Linked DNA regions of Homo sapiens: region 1 is linked to region 2. A link is a loop called in an ENCODE intact Hi-C map of the cell type or tissue named here. Cell type or tissue: heart left ventricle. All regions are shown on one strand. Links, peaks and the distances in the headings refer to the core of each region. The heading gives the core; the rest is flanking DNA. Region 1 overlaps GAS2 (growth arrest specific 2). Region 2 has its middle 60 kb from the start of LINC01495.

The links. Peaks named below come from ENCODE experiments on the same cell type or tissue, not always from the same donor. Only the 100,000 strongest peaks of a DNase experiment are listed, where the experiment ranks them.
Region 1: a loop joins it to region 2, with 2.8 times the contacts of the local background. A loop is called at or near these places in 2 of 110 quality-filtered maps.

What each region holds. Positions count from the first base shown.
Region 1 is chr11:22,801,421-22,809,766 of GRCh38, forward strand. The region is part of intron 7 of GAS2 (growth arrest specific 2); the gene reads left to right. Among named protein-coding and RNA genes, the nearest start is that of LINC02718, 24 kb to the right of the region's middle. In heart left ventricle, for the core only: no CTCF peak of the experiment used is centred there; no DNase peak of the experiment used is centred there; H3K27ac peaks cover 1,493 bases.
Region 2 is chr11:22,427,704-22,436,049 of GRCh38, forward strand. No RefSeq gene overlaps it. Among named protein-coding and RNA genes, the nearest start is that of LINC01495, 60 kb to the right of the region's middle. In heart left ventricle, for the core only: no CTCF peak of the experiment used is centred there; a DNase peak (open chromatin) is centred at 4,888; H3K4me3 peaks cover 1,221 bases; H3K27ac peaks cover 227 bases.

The DNA of each region.
Region 1 (8,346 bases), core at 107-8,106, 370 kb after region 2:
AAACTTGATTGGGGTGGGGGCATGGGATAGTTTTTTTTTTTATTATTTAATGTTAGGAAAATAAAATTAAAAGGTCTCAAAAATGTGTATTCAATTCAGTAAAACATAGATAGTGACTTACGTGACATGATGTAATAAATCACTGCTGTATCAATATATTAAATGATACACGGACCATTAAATATTGCATTCATTATTAGGAAAATAATTTTTGAAATAACACAGCTCCTTAATTCTAAGGTCATATGCTAGATGGGGAATAAAGATGTGGTTTCTAGCCTGGCTCTGGTGAACCACCTATGTGACCTCTCAGACTGTGCATCTGTGCAACATTGCCAGTGACCTCGATGTTTCTTTTTAATCCTCTTAATTTCAACAGGGCATATTCGTAGATTACTTGGCACATAGTAAGCACTCTACTATTGTATGACTCTATGTCATTCAAGGAAACACTTTCCCTCTTACTGTCACATATGAAGAGGTTTTCTAATTAAAACACATAATTAAGCATCACAGTAAGACAAAGTCATGAAACAAAATGCTCTTGATTAAGAATGGGAGTGTTTCTTCTCATTACTGAGAGAAAATATAAAAAAAAAAGCAAAAAGACAACTTTGAGACATATTGATTCTTTCCTCTTGACAAGGAATGTGTATCATTAATAGAAACAAAGAAATGATTTACAGTGTTTGCAACAGCCTGAGTATGCTTATAGAGCTTCATTAGGGACACTGGGATAAAAGCTGAGATAATTTCCAACCATCATTCTGAGCAAACTATCACAAGGACAGAAAACCAAACACTGCATGTTCTCACTCACAGGTGGGAATTGAACAATGAGAACGCTTGGACACAGGGTGGGGAACATCACACATGGGGGCCTGTTGTGGGGTGGAGGGAGGAGGGAGGGATAGCATTAGGAGATATACCTAATGTAAATGGGGAGTTAATGGGTGCAGCACACCAACATGGCACATGTATACATATGTAACAACCCTGCAGGTTGTGCACATGTACCCTAGAACTTAAAGTATTAAAAAAAAAAAAAACCCAAGCTGAGCTAAGATTTTGGTCACGGTCTTTTTTTTCCCCCTTCAGAATTGAGAAATGTTGCTTAAGTCAGTAATGGATCGCCTTGACTTTGCTATGATCAGAGGCACAGTAAGGAATGAAGCCAATTGTTAAAAATGATGACAGCCATAATAAAACCTAACATGCAAAAACTACTGCTTTGCAACTTATAGTGTTGGAGGCTATTTGTAGCAACTCTTTTATTTCTTATCAACAACAAAAATAAAGAAAAATAACAAACACCAACATAGGACTAAATACTCGATATTCAATATAGTCATGTACTCTATAACAATGTTTCAGTCAATAAGAATGGTTCTGTAAGATTTTAATACAGATTTTTACTGTACTTTTTCTATGTTTGGATATCTTCAGATACACAAATACTTACCATGTGTTATAATTGCCTATGTATTCAGTACAGTAATTTGCTGTACGGGTTTGTAGCCTGGAAGCAACAGGCTATCTTATGTAGCTTAGGTGTGTAGAAGGCTGTGCCATCTCGTTTTGTGTAAGTACACTCTATGATGTTCACACAGTGGTGAAATTGCCTAACACACATTCTCAGAATGTGTTCTCATTGTTACGTGTTGCACAACCATTCCTCAATTGACATATGCATTGATGCTACTGGTCAAGAGCCGCTACCTTTTAGAATGAAGAACACAAAGTTCAACTCTGTGAAGCATTAAAATAAAAAACCAGTGAGATATACACTGGACAGAAATCAAAGCCCCTTCTTACTTATGCCAACAGATAACTAGTGTATTCCGTCGTGTTACCTCACTAGACACGTTTTCTTCTGAAATAATTAGGGCTACTTGAGGATAATCTTCTGAAATTAAATTTAATGTTTATTTAAGATTTGTTAGGACATAAGCCTATGAATCATTTTAAATGAGCACAGTTAATCTGCTTACACTACTTACTACTTCTGATATTAGTGATATCTTGCCTGTGCTGAATTATCACAGATAAGTAACCAAGCATGGGTGAAAACCAAAATCTAGCACTTTGCAGAATATGTGGGTATGTTTTAATGGAATAAAGGATTCTTGTCCCAGTTCTGCTACTGATTTGTTGTGTGATCCTGCCTAAGTTGCTTAACTTCTCAGAGCATCAGTATTCCTATCTATAAAAGGAGTAATACTGATAATGACATTATAGATTAGATAAAGTAGGTACAACCTGTGGAAGTATCAAATGAAAAGAAGTATTATATGATAACAGTATTGACCCTGTTCTGAGTTTGCATATATGAGATTCCAAAAATGAAGACTACATCATCCCTCTCTTCAGAGAGCTCACATATTCTGAAAAGGGACATACAGGTAAATCAGCAATTGCAATATTGTGGGATTCATGTAACTGTGAAATCATGTATAAACTAAACAGTACACAGCAAGGAAGGGTTCACTTATCTGGGGAAGGAGATGAACATGGAAGATTTTCCATATTCTGAAAAGGGACATACAGGTAAATCAGCAATTGCAATATTGTGAGATGCATGTAACAGTGAAATCACCTGGAAACTAAACAGTACACAGAAAGGAAGGATTCACTTATCTGGGGAAGGAGATGACCATGGAAGATTTTCCAGTTGGGGGTGATGTTTTGAACATCAGGGAAGAAGCAAGGGCTAGAGTTATAATTTGGGAAACAAAAGTAGGTGGTAGTGAAAACCATGAGGTTACAAACAGAGAATGGTTAGAGTCAGAAAAGCAGTAGACAAAGGACAGAATATGTTAGAATGGCAAAACTTAACAATGTAGAAGAAATGTAACCTATCAAGGAGGCAGAGAAAGAACAATGAGATAGGTAGCAGGCAATTCAGGAGACAGACTTGTCACAGGTAGTCAAGAAGTGGGGAGTTTCAAGGAAGGAGTGGGCAATATCATTAGATACCTTGCTTGACAAAGTTATCATGAAAAATAAAGTTTAAGGACCATATATTGTATTTGATACATTAGAAGCCGTCTGGCTTCCTTTCTCTGTGCAGTCAGTTAAGAGGTAGAGGGCAGAAGCAAAGTGTACTGTAGGTTGTACCGTGATGAGCAAGTGAAGACACCAAGTGTGAATGTAACTATCAAGAAGGTCAGATGTAAGGAGAAAGTATGAAAGTAAGAGTGGAAATTAATGAGAGTTAGAACATAGTGGGAGGAATTGAACTTGGACAGGAGAACTTCTGAGATAAGAAAGGTGGAGTAAATGATAAGTGTAGATTCAGGTATATTGGCCAGTAGAGGTGTCAAGAGAGGATGCATGCTTGATAAAGGTGAAGTCATTGGTAGGCTGATGGAGGGTGGGGACAAGTAGTGTGTTTGAGAATAATAGATAAAAATGGGAAATGGAGCTGACCAAAACTAAAAGGATCACTTAATTGCAATTGGCCTGATGTCACTAATCTGTGAGATGGAAGAGTTCTTGGATGAAGTATATAATCTTCCTTCTAAACCAGCTCAGCATCTGTGCTGGAAAAGCTCATTGTAGTGCAAGCATTCTAGGGAAAGGGAGGGAAGAGTTTAAATAATAATAGCAGGCTGATTTGCTTTTAGGTTAAACAGTGGGAGTTTGGTTTATGGAGATGGAGGTGAGTGTTCAATTTTTTTTTTTTAGATCGGTCACATACCAGAAAAGCATGGAATTTTAATCTCTATAATCAGAGCTATAAATCTCTATGACAGTAATATCTTTTTTAAAAAAGAATTTATATATGGGTCCTCTTCTATTTACATATGTATTTGTTTAAATTGACAGATAAAATTATATGTATTCATCATGTATAACGTAAAGTTTTAAAGTACATATGCATTGTGGAATCACTAAATAGAGCTGATTAACAAATGTATTACCTACATAGTTATCATTTTTGTGGCAAGAACTCTTAACATCCACTCTTTTTGCATTTTTTTAATTAAGGAAGAATACAATATATCATTCTTAACTATAGTCATCATGCAGTACAACAAATCTTTTGAACTTATTCCTCCTATCTTTCTGTAATTATATATCCTTTGACTAACACCTTCCTATCACCCTCACCCACCAACCACTTCTGCTTCTAGTAACCACCATTCTTTTCTCTACTTCTATGAGATCAACATCTTTAGATTCCACATATGAGTGAAATTGTTGCAGAAAAGGGGTCTGGATCCAGACACCAAGAGTGGATTCTTGGATAAGTCCACAGAGTAAAGTGAAAGCAAGTATGTTAAGAAAGTAAAGAAATAAAAGAATGGCTACTCCATAAACAAAACATCCCTGAGTGCTGTTGGTTGCCCATATTCTGATTATTTCTTGATGAAATGCTAAACAAGGGGTAGACTATTCATGCCTCTCCCTTTTGGACCATATAGGGTAACTTCCTGATGTTGCCATGGCATCTGTAAAATGTCATGGCACTGGTGGGAGTGTCCAGTGAGGATGACCAGAGGTCACTCTCATCGCCAGCTTGGTTTTGATGGGTTTTGGCTGGCTTCTTTACTGCAACCTGTTGTATCAGCAAGGTTTTTATGAGCTGTGTCTTGTGCTGACCTTATCCTATATCTGATCCTATGACTTATCCTGTGAAATATCTCATTCTATGACTTAGAATGCCTTAACCATCTGGGAATGCAGCCCAGTAGGTCTCAGCCTCATTTTACCAAGCCCCTATTCAAGATGGAGTTGCTCTCATTCACATGCCTCCGACAAAATCATATGGTATTTTTATCTTTCTGTGCCTGGCTTCTTTCATGTACCACAATGTCCTCTGGGTTCATTCTCGTTGTTGCAAACAACAGGATTTTCTTCTGTATTATGGCTGAGTAGTATTCCATTATGTATATAAACCACATTTTCTCTGCCCATTCATCCATTAACGGACATGTAGGTTGACGCCATATCTTGGCTATTGTGAATAGTGCTGCAGTAAACCTGGGAGTGCAGATATCTGCACTTTGATATACTGATTTCATTTCGCTTGTATATATACCTAGTGGTGGAATTGCTGGATCACATGGTACCTTTATTTTTAATATTTTGAGGAATCTTTATGCTGTTTTCCATAATGGCTATACTAACTTGCATTTCCACCAATAATGTGTAAAGGTTCCCTTTTCTCCACATTCTTGCCAACACTTGTTATCTTTTGTATGACCCTAATATCTTAATCCCAAGCTTGAAACCTTCAAACAGCTTAGCCACTGGCTTTCTTAGCAAATTATAGGTTACTAATTAGCAAGGTCTAACTGAGACGTCAGCAAGAATAACTCAGAATTGAAAATCTGTTTACTAGAGTATATCCCCAGACAGGGCCACCTATTTCATGGAGAGAGGTTGTAAGGTTTGCTGTGGAAACCTCATAATATTGACCTAAAACCCTTCCATCTCCCAAGAGTAGCCAAAATGAGGCATGAGGAAAGGTAATGGATTCCACAATTACTCCTCATCAATATGAAATCAATATTCTTCTTTGAAGATGTAGAAAGTCCTTTCTGTTTTAAGTATTATGGGTAAGTACATGAATCATGGATGCTTACACCCTTGTCAAATACAGCATCAAGGAAGCATTCAGTGAAAGGCAATAGTGTATTTATGTATGTTTTCATTTTTTTCAGTGTAGCTTAGAAACAGAAAAGCAAAGAAAAAAGAAAAAACGACTCCTTCAAAGCAAGAGAGAAGCATTTTACAGTTCTGATAAATTTATAAGGACCCAAGCTGCAGAGCACTGACTAGGTCCATAGAGAAGATCAGGAAAAATATAAAACTGTCTTTGCAATAATTGGAAAATCCAAACAAACTACTAAGGCTGATACCTAGGAGAAATCTTCCAAGAGAAAGAAACCTCTGATATCTGATTTTACTATTAGTAATGTCCCATTCTTAAGGTGTCCGTATAAGGCAGTGTCTCACGTAAGATGTTTTAAAGGAAGTTGCATCTGTTTCTAAAAGGAAAACAATTCTCTAATTTTGTGGAACATGTTTTTAAAATGTAGCTATAAATTGTCTGTTCATTATTTCCTTTAAAAGCCTGGGAGTGGAAGGAGGTCAGCTCACGCCTTTGGAGAAAAACACCTCTCCAGTTACTGCCTACAGAACAACAGTCAAAGGGAAATTGTTACCAATACACCAGCAGTTTGGTCTTTGTCCTATTGCTCTCTGCGTGGAAAGTCAATCACTAGGCAATGAGTGTTGCCAGGAAAGAAGGCTTTTTCAGGTGCTGCAGCCTGTAATAGGAGATCAGTCCCAAATCCATCTCAACTGACTAAAATTAGGGGTTTATATAGCAGAGAAGAAATATAACTATGTGTAGGAAAACAGGAATTAGGGATGGGCAAGGAGGAGAAGTTGGTTACAAGAAGCAGGTGGTCCCTTAGGCAATCATGATGGGTGAGGGGTCTGGCTCCCATGGTGCAGATGTGATGATCTGGTAAGTTTCAGTTGCTTGACACTGTCTGGGAGTCCTGATGATTGATTTTCTGAGAAAAGAACTCAGATAAGACAGTTTTAACTTTCTCAAATTTTAAGACTGGGAGGGTCAATGTCTATGTTTATTCAAAAGAAATCATAAACATCAGTTCTATGGGACACTTGGGCAAGTTTCAAAAGGATGAGATAATCTCATGAAAAACCTAGATTCGGGTTTCAAAATGAGAAAACAGCAAATATATCCCTCCGCCTCACAATGACACAAAATCAATCAACAAAGATGTATGCCTCCTCCAACTATAGCTCTTATCAAAGGAACCTTCACATGATAAAGCTAGACTTTGGAGATAGATGTTATTCACAAAAATACAATTATGTCCATTAGACTCCTCTTACAAAGGCAGGAAAGTAAACCTAGATACATTGTAAAAGTATTTCCTGCTAATCCTCCCCTATTGACTGTGGTAAGAATATTGGACTGAAACCAACATCTGCAGTAGAAAGGATGTGGAAGAGGAAGTGAGCAGAAATTTAATTCCTGTATTATTCATATTCAGTATGGGACTCTGTTTCATGCTGTATCCACTTTGCAAAGTACTATGGATTCATTAAGAAATTAGCAAACTGAATATGTGCCTAAATGGCCAGCATACTCCAGGCTGAAAAGTGTTTCTGTCACTGCTTCCTAGAATTGTTTAAAAACTGTTGTGACTGGTGGTTCTTTCTGGTTGAAATGGCCTGCTCACAAACACTGAATTAGACTTGGGCATTTTGCCAGGGGCATTGATACCAAGAATGTTTGGAGGCAAGTCTTAAATGTAATTTGCAGAGCTAGGAGGTGCCAGAACTTCAAAATAGGCAAAGTTGCTCTCTCGAACAGTGGTAGAAAGAATCAAAGTGTTATTCTGACACTGGCCTTGGCAGTTTTTGTCCCAGTGACTTCAAATTTTGGAAGCTGGCAGTAAGACACATGCAGAAACTTGTGGGAATATGAATATGTGGATGAAATTATAAAAGCCCTAGTGATTTTATTTCTTTAGTGAAAGCTGTCATGAGTAAAGGACTAGACTGGAGTCAGGTGCTAAGAATCTGGCTCCAGTCCAACCTGACTCCAGTCAGGTTCTTGTTTTACAGAGGCGTACACTGAGAACCAGATCTTTGATTTGATTTGCTTGGGTCCTAAAATCTGGTTCTCAGTGTCTACATATGTAAAACAACATGGTACTGTGACCGAAACACCATGGGTTAGATCCTCTTGCTTGCTACATAGAAAGCTAATCACTAAGACAATGAGTATTGCCAGGGAAGGAGGCTTTATTTGGGTGCTGCAACCAAGAAGAACAAATCAGTCTCGAATTCATTTCACCAATCAATTAAAATTCAGGGTTTCTATAATGGGGAAGGAATGTAGCTACATGTAGGAAAACAGGAATTTTAGGGAGGGGCAAGGAGTCTGGCATTTAATTGTCTGGTGTCATCTGTTCCTTGCCTAAAGGTCAGTTTGCTGAGGAAGAAACTCAGATAAGACCAATTTAAGTTTCAAGTTTAAGACAAGGGAGGGTCAATTTCCATATTTATTTATTATTATTATTATCATTATTATTTGAGATGGAGTCTCACTCTGTCACCCAGGCTGGAGTGCAGTGGCACGATCTCAGCTCACTGCCACCTCTGCCTCCCAGGTTCAAGCAATTCTCCTGTCTCAGCCTCCCGAGTAGCTGAGACTACAGGCGCCTGCCACCATGCCCAGCTAATTTTTTTTTTTTTTTTTTCAGTAGAGATGGGGTTTCACCATATTGGTCAGGATGGTCTCAAACTCCTGACCTCAGGTGATCCACCCACCTCGGCCTCCCAAAGTGTTGAGAT
Region 2 (8,346 bases), core at 251-8,250:
TTCTAACTGGCGTGAGATAATATCTCACGGTGGCTTTGTTTTGCATTTCTCTAATGACCGGTGATGATGAGCTTTTTTTCATACATTTGTTGGCCGCGTAAATGTCTTCTTTTGAGAAGTGTCTGTTCATATCCTTCGCCCACCTTTGATGGGGTTGTTTTTCTCTTGTAAATTTGTTCAAGTTCCTTGTAGATTCTGTATATTAGCCCTTTGTCAGATGGATAGATTGCAAAAATGTTCTCCCATTCTGTAGGTTGCCTGTTCACTCTGAAGATAGTTTCTTTTGCTGTGCAGAAGCTCTGTAGTTTAATTAGATCCCATTTGTCAATTTTGGCTTTTGTTGCAATTGCTTTTGATGTTTTAGTCATGAAGTCTTTGTCCATGCCTATGTCCTGAATGGTATTGCCTAGGTTTTCTTTCTAGGGTTTTTATGGTTTTAGGTCTTAGGTTTAAGTCTTTAATCCATCTTGAGTTAATTTTTGTATAAGGCGTAAGGAAGGGGTCCAGTTTCAGTTTTCTGCATATGCCTAGTCAGTTTTCCCAACACCATTTATTAAATAGGGGAAATTGACCCAGCAATCCCATTACTGGGAATATACCCAAAGGATTATAAATCATTCTACTATAAAGACACATGCACACATAGCTTTATGGTAGCACTATTCACAATGGCAAAGACTCGGAACCAACCCAAATGTCCATCAATGATAGACTGGATGAAGAAAATGTGGCACATATACATCATGGAATACTATGCAGCCATAAAAAAGGATGAGTTCATGTCCTTTGCAGGGACATGGATGAAGCTGGAAACCATCATTCTCAGCCAACTAACACAGAAACAGAAAACCAAAGACCGCATGCTCTCGCTTATAAGTGGGAGTTGAACAATAAGAACATATGGGCACAGGGAGGGAAACATCACACACTGGGGCCTGTCAAGGGGTGGGAGGCAGGGGAGGGATAGAATTAGGAGAAATATCTAATGTAGATGACGGGTTGATGGGTGCAGCAAACCACCGTGGCACATGTATACCTATGTAAGGAACCTGCACGTTCTGCACATGTATCCCAGAACTTAAAGCATAATAATAATAATAAACTATTTGGCAAAAAAAGATACAGACTTTAATAGGAAAATGATGCAAATAGTAAGAATGATGCAAGCAGAAACATGCTTTTATGTTGAATATTCATTAAGTATTGCTTTTAATGCATAAATATCAGTTGTTTTCTACTGTTTCAGTCTGTCCTACTATTGCCCTGGCTAAAATGAGCAAAAGTAATTGTTTACTATTTAAGAACATTGACATGAATATGCCATGAATTTCAAGACTGTCTTGATGAAACTTGTGAGACAGGGGAAGTGTCAACTGTCCTAGGTAGACATCTCTGGTTCTTTGTGTTGGTTGCAGAGTACAGTGCCCCATTAAACAGGTGTGTTTTCTTGGCCAAGCCCTAAGCCCGATATCAGATTTACTCATCCTCTGTCCCACCGTTTTGGGGCCCTGACAAATTGTCAAAAATAATGCCTGATAATATCTTAATAGTTCTTCTTAACACTCTCTCTCCCCTCCCGAAGGATATGTCCACATTTAACTAGAGCCCACCAAGGAAAAGCCTGTTCTTTAGGAGCTGGCACTGCACTGTTCTTCTGGATACCTGTCCAGTGTTTGTTTGCATAACACCAACTCCAATGGTGTTACAGTGGCTGTTATGGTGGGACATTAAAGATGATAGTTTTCGGCAAGCAGAACTCTATGGTGCTGTTCGTAATCATTCATACATGCATAAGTGATTAAGTACCTCCTATGTGTCAGACACTGTGCTGGGCACTGGAGGTATAAAAATTAATAGAAATTTGAAACTTGTCTTTGAAGACACATGGTGGAGGCAGGAGGTAAATCATGCTTTACAGCAAAGTGATAAGAACCACGACAGAGGCACATATGGGAGCACTGAGGAAGACTCTCCAGAGGAGATATATTATATCTGTGTTTTGAAAGAAGAATGAGAGTTTGGCTAAGTGGAAAGAACTTCTACACAGAAGAAGCCTACGCAGAAGGGTTGAAGCAGAAAATCACTGAAGTTAAAAATTAATTTGGGAATCTACATGCTACCTCGGTGGAGATATAACAGTTAAGATCAAGAGCCAGGCTTCCTGGGTTCACATCCTAATACTTATTAATTGTAAATGATAGGAACTGTGGATGATGAGATTGTTTGATTTGTCCGTCCCTCAGTGTCTCCATATGTAAAATGGGAGGAATATTAGTAGAGTAATATCTACCCCATAGATTTGTTTGGCTAACCATAAAAATGTTCAGCCCATAGGAAGATTCCTTTTGTGTTCACTGTGATAGTCTCACTGTGGCTGAGCACAGAAGGTGGGAAAGGCAGGGTTGAGACATGAAGAGGTTAGCAGGAACCAGGAAATAAAGGGCCTGCTGGGCTGGGCTGCAAAGCTTGGCCATCCACCCTGAGGGGATAGCCTTTGTGGATTTTCCATTATAGAGTCATGTGGGCAACTGCTTCTCCAATTATAAATGAGGGGTTCATGGAAAATCAGATCTGAATCCAGAGCACACGTGCACTCTGAGGATACTAGAATGTGCTTACTAGGTGCCTGGACAATCCTTAGCTTGATTTAATCTTTTCAATGTTGTAAACAGATGTCTTCAGGAAAATTGTGTTATATGTGCTCCAAAACTTAGGTTGGAAAGAAACACAAGGCGCAAACGCTTTAGTCCAGATGAATGGATATGTGAAGTGGGTAAAGTGACTCAGGCAATCTATCATCCTCTAATTACTAAGCTTATAAAATGTATGCTTTGGAAATGTTTTGAAGTGTCTGCAAAATGCATTCCAGAAAAGTCATCAGAGTGTGTAGTACCATTTCCTGGGTACTAATAAAATACACTCTCTCTCATTAATGCCCTATTAATAATCACTTCAGCCATCAATACCTTATTATTAATTGACTTATTAGAGAAGGCAAAAGAAAAAATACAACTGGCAACCCTCAATTTTGGAGCTTAAATTTCAAGTAATGTTTGTAACACATTAAATCTTGTGTGCATTACAAAATATTTTATAAAAATTGGGTCATGAAGTACATTCTATTTTTAACATGCCTTTCTTTTCACTTAACACTGCACAGTGAGCACTTTTCCACATGACTGCATATTCTCCTATATGTTCAATTTTAATGGCTGCATATAGTTTTATCATCCAGCTGTAACACAGATTTTTTTTTAAATTCTTCGACATTTATGTGGATTCTAAAATTTTACTGTTATAAAATAGTATAAAAACTAAATTCGCGTAGCTAAATTTTTGCCCGGGTCTATGATTTTTTTTTCTTTCAGAATAATTCAAAGTGAGCATTTCTCAAGTCTTAAAAGGCCCTGATTTAATTGCAGCTGTTGGTCAGGCCTGGGTGCTCCCTGAGCCCTCCTCAGAGATGAGGTGCCTTGAGTGTGATACTGCAGGGCTTCTTACAGGCTACTTGACAACAGCCAGGTTCACTCTTACCCACAATGGGAAGAGAGTGGTTTCCCTGAAGGATCACGCAGTTCTGTGTAAATGATATGGCAAGCTACTCCCTGCCGTTCCAGGGCTGGGGTGCAGGGACCTCAGAGAAGGCGGTTTTGAAGGATTCCACTTTGAGCACAATCTGGCTCTGCAGCCAGGCCTCTCAGCACTCATGAATTTCCATTTTAAAACAACAACTGCTCTTTGAATTGAAATTCTATAGCCAGAGAATAAGAACAAAATGAAAGCCTTTATCCTTAATGAAGGTTTATGACAATAAGGTGATTTTGAGTATTTCTTAATATTATTATGTGTTCAATGGAAAATCATTTTGTTTTCTTTGGTAGAACATAAATAATTAAAAATAATTTTTCCCAAACCAAATGCAAATACTTAGATATCTGAGGGGAAAGAAACAAAAACAATAACAAATGATCCAAGTGATCCAGAGCTCTTCCATTTTAATCTTCACACTTTCCTTTGAGGAAAATACTTTTATGTATAATCTATAAGTAAAGATTCATTTATATGTTTATAAACCACATCAGACATGTTGAAACAATAAAACAAAACATGTTTTTGTTCTTATATAATTTTTATAATTGTCAAAGAAAGTATAAGGAAAAAGTCACCTGTAATTGCATCACCCAGTGGTTATCTCATTGTATTCATTTCTTCAACCGTTTTCTTACATTTAGCTTGATTTAAAAACAACTATTATAACCATTTGCTCCTATGAGTATCTTTGTAGCTATATTTTGTTCAAACCTCTATTTATTTCTTGAAAAAGTTGCCCACAGGAAGACTGCATCAATTTGCTCACTCACCAACCATATATAAGAGGTAGTCATATAACTATTAATGGTTTATATCTAGTGAAACTGAAGGCTGCAAACGTCAAAATGGTTCCAACATTAGTGTCAGTAAATAAGGGTTGGACATGAATCCTTGCTTCCTTCCAGTTTATTCTGTTGCGCCTCCTAGGAGGAGAATGACCAGATTCGCTGACATTTGGGGCCAGGAGTGGTGGGGAGAACGTCTGAGACACACGCATAGGGTTTTGTTTTGTTTTGTTTTTTGTTTCAGGAAGCAGTCAGTTGCCCAAAGAACAATAGTTAGGAAACCAAGCCCTCAGAGGACCGCATTAACTTGTGCAGTAACAAGTTCAGGGACGCTGGGTGTCTCAGCTGTTCAATAACAAGAGAGGGGCAGAAAGGAAGGTTGCCATGGTGATGGCTTGCCGCACGTGCCGCATGGGGGTGGGGGCGGAGGTGACTTTCTGCAGAGCTAAATGAAGCTGTGGAAGTCGCCTCTCCTTGGCCTTGGGATGCGGCCCAAATTTGAGGCGTCTCGGCCGCTGCCTGGAGCCGGGCTGGAAGCACACTGGATCCCTTGGGGAAGGCAGGCTGCCCTTAGCATACAGAAACCCCCTCCTGGCAGCCATTTTATCGCATCTCTTATTCTTTGGCTTCTTCCCGGCTCAGGCCTCAGTGAAGCCCAGTTCACTCCAGGGTCTGCGGCGGGAGGCGGGCGCGCCCCACAGTGCGGGCTCGCCACGCGGTCCCTTGGCCTTCCCCATCTTACTTGCAGCTTCGCGCCGGGAAGGGTTGGTTTTCGTGGTGGTTTGATGTTGGGAGGGGAAATGGAAATTAAATTCCCGGCAGACTGGGTTGCGATCTCACATCTTGATCCTACTGCGGGTGCGTAAAGAAAACGGAGACGCAGATGTGATTCGTAAGTGAAGGCTGTAGTCTTGGCGCACTTGGCAAAGGCTTTTTATTTCATACATTATTTGTATTCTGCCGCAGTGATTTCGGAGGCAAAGCAGACGCGCACTAGCCTGGAATTAAGACACGTATTCACACATTGGTTAAGGACGCCAAGCAGATACTAATCCGTGGTGTTTTCACAGAAAAGAGAAAATGCACAGGCAGCACATGTCTTTCTATTTCACTCCGCTGCAGTGGGGAGATGCAAGGCAGGGCCTGAGTAATAGTATGCTTGATTAAATTCGGTCGCATTGCCTGCTTTAGGCATTTCATTTTTCCACCTGATGGATGGGGTGACACTAAACTGTGGCATTTTCTTTGTCTGCACTGTGTTTTGTATGTGCTACATGGCATGCAGTTTAGTGCAGAACTGGTTTTTTTGACAACTGGAAATAGTAACTTCTGTAATTACTGTACAGTGATGTAATCCAATGAAAAATCTTTTGGGTGGGGGGAAGAACTTAGGCAGAAAAGATTGTTAAAGGCAGTGATGATGGGATTTGGAGGTATAAAAAGGATGACAAAGCAGAAATAACTTCACTGCCCTCAAGCTAGGAGCAAAGTTCATTTATAATTCTCATAGTTACAGAAACTAAAAGCTAAAAAATGGTTCCGTGAGACAAAATCTTTTCTAACATTGCCTTTTCACAGTTGGAGAAATAAAGATTTGAAGAGGTAAAGAATTAACTTACCAAGGTCACAAAGCCGTAGGAATACAGACCTGCTTTTCTGGTTTAACTACGCTAAGTCAAAAAAAGCGAGATATGGAATTAACTGCATTGAAAAATGAATGATTCTCAAACTTTTTATCTCAGCCTCCTTCACACTCTCAATTATTGAGGACCCTAAGGGCTTTCGTTTTTGTGAACTGTATCTATCACTGTTTATCATGCTAAAATGCAAAATTTGGAATAAAAATACTTATTAATTCATTTTAAAATAGCAATAAAACATTAGATGATAACCCAAATAACTCATTTTTATGAAGAAGAAAATTAATGAGAAGGGATACATAGATTTCCATTTTTTGAAAATTAGTGTGGAGCTTATAGTTCGAGTCTCATCTCTGCTTCTGCATTCAATCTGTTTTAATGTGTTGCTTTGATTAACATACATGAAGAAATCTAGCCACTCATACCAAAAGAGAGGACCTGGTACCAGAAAGAGTCTTGAGAACTCTCAATAAGAGGTGTGCTGCTCCACTTGTGGAGAGTGTTTTAATAACCAGTTCATCATTGAAGAGAAAGCCCACTTTGTAGCACTGCCAATTTCTCTGGTGTAAATACTCCCAACATGGCTGGTAATGCAAAGTTGGGAAAAGACAGGCAGTAGCACATTATTCTATAGTATTTCTACCATACAAATACAACAGCTAGAAATAACCACAAGAGCCTAACAAGATTGTAATAAAATGTAGTAAAATGATTAGGAAATGATGGGTTGTGAATATTTATTATCTTTACGTTAATATAATTTGTTTAATTGACGTTTTTATAATATACTTTTTAATAATGATTATGTTTAAGGACTGACTCACAAAATTCTTTAAAATTTGACAGTGAGGACTGCTGAGTCAAATGGTATTTCTGGTTCTAGATCCTTCAGGAATCGCCACACTGTCTTCCACAATGGTTGAATTAATTTACATTCCCACCAACAGTGTAAAAGCATTCCTCTTTCTTCACAGCCTCGCCAGTATCTGTTGTTTCTATATTTTTAAATAATCGCCATTCTGATTTGTGTGAAGTGGTATCTCATTGTGGTTTTCATTTGCATTTCCTTAATGATCAGTGAAGTTGAGTATTTTTTCATGTTTGTTGGCCATATACATGTCTTCTTTTGAGAAATGTCTGTTCATGTCCTTTGCCCACTTTTTGAAAGGTTTGTTTTTTTTTCTTGTAAATTTGTTTAAGTTCCTTGTAGATTCTGGATATTAGAATAAAAATTATTCTATTATAAAGGTACATGCATGTGTATGTTCATTGTAGCACTATTCACAATAGCAAAGACATGGAATCAACCTAATTGCCCATCAATGATAGACTGGATAAAGAAAATGTGGTACATGTTTATGATGGAATACTATGCAGCCATAAAAAGCAACAAGATCATGTCTTTTGCTGGGACATGGATGGAGCTGGAAGCCATTATCCTCAGCAAACTAACACAGGAACAGAAAACCAAACACCACATGTTCTCACTCATAAGTGGGAGCTGAACAATGAGAACACATGGACACAGGAAGGGGAACAACACACACTGGTGCCTGCTGGGGGTTGGGGGAGGGAGAGCATCAGGATAAATAGCTAATGCATGTGGGGCTTAATATCGAGGTGATGGGTTGATAGGTACAGCAAACCACCATGGCACATGTTTACCTATGTAACAGACATGCACATCCTGCACATACATCTCAGAACTTAAAATAAAATAAAATACACACTTTGGGAGGCCAAGGTGGGCAGATCATGAGGTCAGGAGATTGAGACCATCCTGGCTAACAGGGTGAAACCCCATCTCTACTAAAAATACACAAAAAAAATAAAATTAGCCTGGTGTGGTGGCGGGTACCTGTAGTTCCAGCTACTCGGTAGGCTGAGGCAGGAGAATGGCGTGAACTCGGGACGCGGAGCTTGCAGTGAGCCTAGATTGCGCCACTGCACTCCAGCCTGGGCGGCAGAATGAGACTCTGTCTCAAAAAAATAAAATAAAATAAAATAAAATAAAATAAAATAAAATAAAATAAAATAAAATAAAATAAAATAAAATAAAATAAAATAAAAAAATAATAATAATAAATAAAATTTGACAGTGGGTCCTCAAGAGATGTCAGAAGCTGCTCCAGCACACCACTACCTCCAGGGATCCTCAAACCATAATGGGACAACCAGTGTATGAAGTTAATTCAACAAAAATTATTAAGCACTTAGTTTGTGCTAATGTGTGGATAATACATGTATTGAAATACAGAAATAAAAGAGTAATATCAAGGGTGGGGAAAAATAACTACAAAATGCAATAATTTGTGCTTAGTCCATTCAGG